Regions from separate parts of the Homo sapiens genome. Here region 1 is linked to region 2. A link is a contact called in ENCODE Hi-C or POLR2A ChIA-PET data. All regions are on one chromosome and are shown on one strand. The core of a region is the stretch at or near the end of the contact, and the rest is flanking DNA. Distances in the headings are between cores, read along the strand shown.

What was found. A loop is a pair of places that touch in the nucleus more often than their neighbours do. ChIA-PET counts read pairs that join two places held with the same protein, here RNA polymerase II (POLR2A). Pooled maps may share reads with other maps.
Region 1: a loop to region 2 is called in a map of CD14-positive monocyte, with 2.3 times the contacts of the local background. The contact joins two enhancer-like sites. A Hi-C loop is called at or near these places in 1 of 168 maps with a recorded cell type or tissue (CD14-positive monocyte) and 1 of 50 pooled maps. POLR2A ChIA-PET finds 5 or more read pairs at or near these places in 2 of 52 experiments (AG04449 and T-cell).

The regions. Positions count from the first base shown.
Region 1 is chr7:12,718,271-12,722,157 of GRCh38, forward strand. No RefSeq gene overlaps it. Among named protein-coding and RNA genes, the nearest start is that of ARL4A, 33 kb to the left of the region's middle. Within about 2 kb of position 1,406, at least 10 of the 41 ENCODE cell types and tissues checked have a DNase peak (open chromatin) inside an H3K27ac peak, as active enhancers do; they include CD14-positive monocyte, where a contact is called at or near this core.
Region 2 is chr7:12,636,799-12,640,886 of GRCh38, forward strand. SCIN (scinderin) reads left to right here. Exons shown (of 16, transcript NM_001112706.3): 11 at 3,549-3,719. Among named protein-coding and RNA genes, the nearest start is that of ARL4A, 49 kb to the right of the region's middle. RefSeq lists a silencer at 3,566-3,860. Within about 2 kb of position 1,598, at least 5 of the 41 ENCODE cell types and tissues checked have a DNase peak (open chromatin) inside an H3K27ac peak, as active enhancers do; they include CD14-positive monocyte, where a contact is called at or near this core.

The DNA of each region.
Region 1 (3,887 bases), core at 156-2,655, 81 kb after region 2:
CACATCCAGCTAATTTTTATATTTTTATAGAAATGGGGTTTGGCTGTTTTGCCCAAGCTGGTCTCAAACTCTTGGGCTCAAGCGATCCACCTGTCTTGGTCTCCCAAAGTTCTGGGATTACAGGCATGAGCCACTGCACCTGGCTTGAACCAATTTTTTTCTTAACTAAAGCCAATTGGGTCTGTCTGAGGCATTTAAAAAGTTTTTGACTTATATTTTTATTTTAGATATGAAACCTTAATATCAGTCAAAATCAGTATAAATAACATTCATTTGATAAGAAAAACTAAATACAAATAGTTCCAAGAAGTGTTAATATTTTTATCTTAATTGTTTTTGTAAGATTGAGCTGATTTGATCACTCCTTCTAGAAACACTACTCTCTCGGCTTCTGTGATATCACACTCAACTGATTTCCTTTCTACCTCTCTTGCTGTTCCTGCTTGTTCTCCTTTGCTAATTTTTACTTCTTTACTCAATTGCCAAATGCTACAGCATTTTGGATTTGCTTCAGTCTCTGTTCTCTATCCATTTTCTATTCATTGTTGACCTCATCCAACCCCATGAATTTAAAAACGATCTCTATGCTGATGAGTCTAAAATTTCTGTCTTCCATCCTGACATCTCCGCTGGTTTCAGATGTCTAATCCACATCTCCCTTTGTATGTTTAATTAAAATGGTTGTCACATGTATGGAAAAGGACTTTTAACTATCCTAGCCTTGTCCAACTAATTAAACCACTATTTACCTTGTTGTTCAAGCCATTTCATAGTCTTTTGTTTTTGTACCTCTCCATAGCTCTTCTCTTCTCTCTCTACAGACTAGCTTTTCTGCTGTGTATTACTTTCCTAGGGCTGGTGGCCAGGGCTGGATCCCAATTCCAGCCCCTGGCCTGGAAAAGTCACTGTGGATCAGGCTATGTCAGCTATAAATCCTGATCCTCCACAGGCAGAATAGGATAATAATCATGTTCTATGATCAGGTCTCAGGCATGGCTATGGGTGGGGCAATTTTCAGAGAAGGCAGTTGGTGATGCATGGGTTGCGCAGTCTTCCCAGTAATGTTTACTACACAGCCTTGCCAAATTTTCAGGAGTTTTTATATTCCTGACGCCCTTGACTTGCACATTCATGTAAAGAATCAGAAAGGAAAGATCATGCTTTTATCAGTCATGACTGTAGTCCAAAGACTTCTTTTTCTGCTCTATCATTTGTCTTTTTCTTACTGATTAAGAAATAACTTGGCCTATGTGATTTACCATCCCTCCTTGATATGAGACCTTTCTTCAAGATCAGTCCAGCAGGTTTTATTTTACTTTATTTTTTCCCTGAATGTGCCAGCCGAGTTTAGACAACGTGCACTTGCCAAGTAGGCCTTTTAGGGAGTAATCAAATATACTAGAAGCTATGATGACTAAGTACCCTCAAATTCAACCCGAGTCTGTTAAAATTGTCTCAACTGTAACCTTTATAATATGATCCTGAGTCACTGTGGGTGGTGGGGGTGGGGGTGGGGAGAGCACAATTATAGGAATTCCCCAAAACAGAAGAAATCTAGTGAGAGAAAAAAAAAAGAGCAAATGCTCCTAATTTTGACAATTCAATGAAAGTTTGAAGGATGATAAAGATTCACCTTTCCTTTGTATCTTCATCCATACTAAGCGCATCACAGAAGGAGAGCTGGTTTGTACAATCTATCTTTCTAAAAGAAAGTGGCATTCATGCTAAAAAATGAGGGGGAGAAGCCTCTAGCTGCATGAACTAGAATAATCTTTACTTATTTTTACTACTTTAGATTCTCAAGAGTAATTTTCAAACGGAAATCTACTGAGGGTTTTTTTTTTTTTTGGCTGGGATAGGCCTTCCTGTCTAGCAATGAAGCCATTTCCACTTAATAATTACAGGGTTGTTATGGAAATTCCCTTTTAAAAGTATTACTTTAAAAAATTGTGCAATGTTACCGCCTCCCCCCTCCCGCCGCAAGACCCTAAAAAAAACTTACATCACACCAAGAATAAATGATGTGATATTTTTTTCTGTAGGATTGCTGCCGTTAGAGAGAAATGAAAGCAATATTTTAGCAGCCTGTTGCTTCGCAGGATAAACATTGCCCTTATCATTCTTTGTGGATTGATTTTTGCCTGCTTGATGACAGAATTCTTCACATGACAGCTAAATTGTTTTGATTATTGAAAATATCACAAGACAAAATATGGTACAATCATAATTTCTTCCCTTTTCTCTCTTTAATCCAAATTATACATCAAAACCGAGAACATGGCCAGGCGTGGTGGCTCACGCCTGTAATCCTAACACTTTGGGAGGCTGAGGTGGGTGGATTGCCTGAGCTCAGGAGTTCAAGACCAGCCTGGGCAACACGGTAGTCCTCAACACCCCTCAACACAGTGAAACCCCATCTCTGCTAAACACGGTGAAACCCCATCTCTACTAAAATTAGTACAAAAAATTAGCCTGGGCGTGGCGGCATGCGCCTGTAGTCCCAGCTACTCAGGAGGCTAAGCAGGAGAATGGCTTGAACCTGGGAGGCGGAGGTCCCAGTGAACTGAGATCGCGCCATTGCACTCCAGCCTGGGTGACAGAGCTAGACTCTATCTCAAAAAAAGAAAAAAACAACCTGAGAAAAAACCAAGTCACTGGCAATGAGATTCACAAACTTATGAAAAGTAGGGAATAAAAAAACAGGATGAATCATAAAATATTTTTTGTATTAACTAGATAAAATCTATCCTTCTGAGTGATATTCCCACCTGTTTTCAAGCAAATGGATAAAAATCTCTGGTAAAATAATAGACTATGGAGAAGATTCAGGTAGGAGCTCCTGCTCTGCCTTCTTCCTTGTTTTTTCCAGTGACTATTGAAAAAAATGGGGAAGAAAAGAGACACTGATAAAGCTTCCAAATTTTCCCAGTAGGAGAGAATTATAAACTTTTCCTACAACTTTTTCGTTTTAGACAAAGAGTTTAGTGGTCAGATGAGTTTGGGGATCAATGTTGCTTACATACTCTGATTTCAGGCCTTAACTTCTTGTTAAGTTCCAGACCTATGTACCCAGCCACGTTTACAATGTGTCCTCCTGGAAGTTCTGCAGGCAATTCAAACTCCAAAACTTAACTCTCAGTGTTTGTTTCCATATCAGCTTCATTTCCTACCAGCTATCCCATTGCCCAAGTCAGAAAATTGGTATTCATGCCATGTGGCTCTCTCTCTGTCACCGCCCTCTCACCCTTGATCCAAGCCACCCAGTTCTTTTTACTTTGTGTCTTCCCCATCTCTCTGACATGCCTCCTTTTTCTCTTTCTCTCTCTCTCTCTTTTTTTTTTTTTTTTGAGATAGAGTCTTGCTCTGTCATCCAGGCTAGAGTACAGTGGTGTGATCTCGGCTCACTGCGACCTCCACCTATGGGGTACAAGGGATTCTCCTGCCTCAGCTTCTCAAGTAGCTGGAATTACAGGCGCTTACCACCATGCCTGGCTAATTTTTGTATTTTTAGTAGGGACAGGGTTTCGCCATGTTGGCCAGGTTGTTCTCAAACTCCTGACCTCAGGTGATACACCTGCCTTGGCCTCCCAAAGTGCTGGGATTACAGGTGTGAGCCACCGCGCCTGGTCTTTTTTTCTATTTTCAATCACTGGCGAGGCTCTCACTTGGTCTGCCTGTGATTACTCTCCTCCTTTTCCTCAAATTCATCCTTCACACTGTTGCCATAAATTTTCTATACAAATCCGCCCTAGACAGTCCCATGTTCGAAATACTTAGATGATTCCTCTTTAAGATAAAGTTCCTACCTTCACTTATTCCCCCTCAGATCTCCTATCTCCCTTACATGAAGCCTGTGCTTCAGAAGTTCCCTGAAGTTGATGCTCTCT
Region 2 (4,088 bases), core at 348-2,847:
ACACAAAGAAATGATAAATATTTGAGATGATGTTATGCTAGTTACCCTAATTTGATCACTATACATTGTATGTACCCCATGAATATCTACAATTATTATTAATCAATTAAAAAATAAAATTAAAAAAAAAGAAGGTGGAAGAGAGTCCCCAGCAAAGGAATATGGGCAACCTCTAGAAGCCAGAAAAAGCAAGGAATAGATTGATTCCTAGAGCCTCTGGAAAGGACTATAGCCCTGCAATAGCTTGATTTTAGCCCTGTGACTAAATTGTTATTCCAGATTTTAGCCCAGTTACTAAATTAGCCCCATAACTCATTTCAGACTTATGACCTCCAAAACTGTAAGATGATAAATTTGTGTTGTTTTAAGCCACTAAATCATAGTAATTTGTTACAGCAACAATGAGAAATAAATACAACAGTGCAGAACAAGCACAGATTAACAATTCGAATTAATAGGTTAAAAAAAGATGCATTTTCTTACACTCTCAAATCGTAAACATGCGTAAGTTATGTTTTGCACAAGTAAACAGAAATAAATCTTGATAAAATAGCATGGGTCCTTATATTTCCCTTTTAGGTACCAGAATCTTTACTGAAACAAAGTCCAACACCCAAAAGTGAGGGAGGAAGTGGTGGAGAGGGAGAAAGGATGAACAGAAATGGGAGGGACAAAGAGAAAAGACAGGGAGAAAGGGGAAAGAAAAGGGATAGGAGGAGAGGAGAGGGAAGAGAAGAGAGGGAAATCATGGAGGAAGAAATGAGACAAGTAAGGAGGAGAGGAGGGGGAAGAGAAGAGAGGGAAATCATGGAGGAAGAAATGAGACAAGTAAGAAGGAGGAGAGAAGAGGAAGGGCAAGGGAGAGGATAGTGTGAGAGGGAGGAGAGATTGAGAGGGAGGAGAGATGTATTTTTTTACTTGGGTATTTCTGAAATAAAAAATTACTTGTCGAGAATGACTGAATCCAAATTCAAAATGAAAATTTCATGTAATTATAAATGAGTCAACTTTTTAGTATATCTATCTATCTAACTTATCTATCTTAGCTATCTCTATCTAGAGACAGATTAAGATAGAGAAAAAGGGACAGGAAGAGATAATATGCTGTTTTATTTATTATAAAACTTTAAATGTTATACAATATCAGACGATATCAATGTCTAGTTCTAGATCTCCTCACTGTGTCTAAGAGACTGCTGTTTCTAGCCTGGTTCAATCTTCTGTACTCTCCTAAGTTCAACTGCTCCTCCTTTTATATTTATGGTGGAGTATCTGCTACTTGTTTCAGGACGCTTATTAGTTACCATGAAAAAGTTTTTGGGTCTTTGTTTTTTAGATTCCCTTACTGTATAACTGACATACAGACTTCAAGAAGACCCTATTTTCCTCTAGTGTGCCCCAATGTGTCCGTCTGCTTTCTCGTTCATTCTGTGAGAGAGTACTTTCTTGTTCCTTTTTCCTACAGCTAGCTGGAACTATCTCTCTCCCTCTCTCTCATTCCCTGTGTCTTCCTAGCTGGAGCTGCACACACTGCTGCCTGTTTTCTGCCTGCCTGTTGTCTTTGGCCAGTTTCTGAGAAGCCATCTGCTCCCATCTGGTGGGAAAAGCATCTTACAGATTAGAGTTCAAACTGAAAGCAGGTGCTTACTTGGCCAATGCAGTGATGTTTCTGATACAGCAGCATTAAACACTCCCTTTACATGGTTGTGCCTGTTTAACTTCCTCATTCCTGATGTCAAGGGAGCTAAGACTCTATATGGTACAAAAGGGTTTTTCTGTCTTGTTTTCAAATCTTTGTAAGTGTGTAATTGCTTATTTTAATGTAATAATTAAATAGAGAGAGGCAAGTTAGACACTTCAGAACATAAAGTATAAGATGTGAAGGCTGAAGTTGGTCTTCCAGCTGGTCTCCTTTCCATCTTGATACAAGTTAGTAGATACAAAAATCAAGTTAAATCTAAATTTAAAGGCGCATGTTAACTTTTTAAAAATAAGTTAACTTGCTACTTTTAATCAATAAATTAATGAAATGACTGAATTCTTTAAATGCACTCAATTCTATGGAATTTAGTTGATCTTTAAGGTATTACTTACCAAACTATTAAAAAACTATGAAGACATGCATTGTCTTACATATTTCATATTTCATAGTACTATATTTGATGCACTCGATTAATGAGTTACCATGAATTGTTAGCCGGTTGAATCCTAAATTGACAACAAAATGGTAATTTTTAGTTTAATCACTAGATGGCAGTAGCTTACAATAATGCATGAAAAAACTAAAGTATTGCGGTTTTCAACGCTCCTTTGTAGAATATATTAACCATATTGAACATATTTTAATCAGCCTTTTTTCTTTCTTATTCTCCTTTGACAGTAAGGGATGGGCCTTAATCAGTGTTTCTCTTTCTCTCATGTTGGCAATTAAAGTTTTCTCCATGTTATATGAAATGCTAAGCTAACAGTTTTAGGTATTTGTGAGACTATAACTGACAAAACGTTTCCATAATTTGCTGCTCACTTATTTGAATGCCTACTAATTGAAATATATTTATGAAGTCAATTATTTTCAATGCCTTTCGGCCTCCCTATATGCAGGTATGTATATGCATGTAATGAGTACATGCATCAGCATTCCCATTCACCTGGCTTCTAGAAAAAGACAAACCAGGGGAAGTGAGACAGTTCAATTTTAGCACAGGGCAGAACAAATGAAAACAATGGGAGACTGACATGAAATTTGAACTCTTTATGTAAATGCATCAATAGTTTGTGTGAGAAATAGGAAATTCTAATCCAATATTTGGGGCTAATAAATAAAATCAAGAAAATAATTTCCCTTTTTTTTTCAATTTCCTCATCCTGAAAAGTCTTTATATTGTATTTTTTAAAGTTTCTTATATTGAGCATATCTACTATTACATTTCTATAGGTAAGTTAAAAAGTAGAAAACATATTCTGTTTATTTTTGCCCATTTTTAGTGCTTGCATAGCAATCTTTGTGTGTGTGTGTAATTTTTTTATTTTACAAATACAGAGATATAGAAATAATGGGTATGATTTGGGGTCATCTTATGTTGTGAAGCATTTGAATGCACATCTCTTAACCTTCTGAACCAGATCCAAAACACGTGAGATTCTAGTACCTCTGTAAATATCTGTAAGTGTTACTGGTGCCCTTGAAAGAAGAGTGATTTTCACATAAGGTCGCAGACACCAGCACCTTTTCTCTTTCGGAGATGTAGATGAACAGACTTACATCTTCATACTTTTCAAAAACAGAAAGTATTGGAGCATGGTGATGTTTCCCCTGACAAGAAACTACTCATGGACACCGTGCCTGCGATAACAAAAGATTCTCAAGTCAACAGGGAAAATTAATTATCATTAACCTATATGTTCTGTTAATCATCATTCCTCCTGCTCTTGACTTTTTATTTTTTGTTTTATTTTCAAAAAGACAACATAAGAACACATTTGGAACTAAAACCTTCTTTCACAGCACTCTTAATTATATTTCTTTTATTCCCCCTCTCCCCCATCAGATCCGAGTCTCCCAAGGCAAAGAGCCTGTTCACCTACTGAGTTTGTTCAAAGACAAACCGCTCATTATTTACAAGAATGGAACATCAAAGAAAGGAGGTCAGGCACCTGCTCCCCCTACACGCCTCTTTCAAGTCCGGAGAAACCTGGCATCTATCACCAGAATTGTGGAGGTAATGTCATGCATTCCATAAAACATGCCCTAGTTATGGACTTCCCAATGGACCTGAGCCATCAGCAAATATTAGACTTTAAAAACTTGGCAAATAAACTCCCTTCATTCCTATAATTAATCCACTGTTCAAAATTTTAAAAACATTTAAAGCAGGAGAGTTGAGTAAAAAGTAAAACTCCAGATACCAGGCCTTTCGCAATTTTCAATTACATTGAACCCAAACAGATAAATTTTTAAGAATACTGTCACAAATTAGCTGTCAAAAGCGTGAGGCTGCTTAAGCTCCATCTTGAAAGGCCTTAGGTGGATAGATCATGGGTGATGGTCAGGTGACTGATCACACTGGAGACATTTGAGAGGGAAGGCC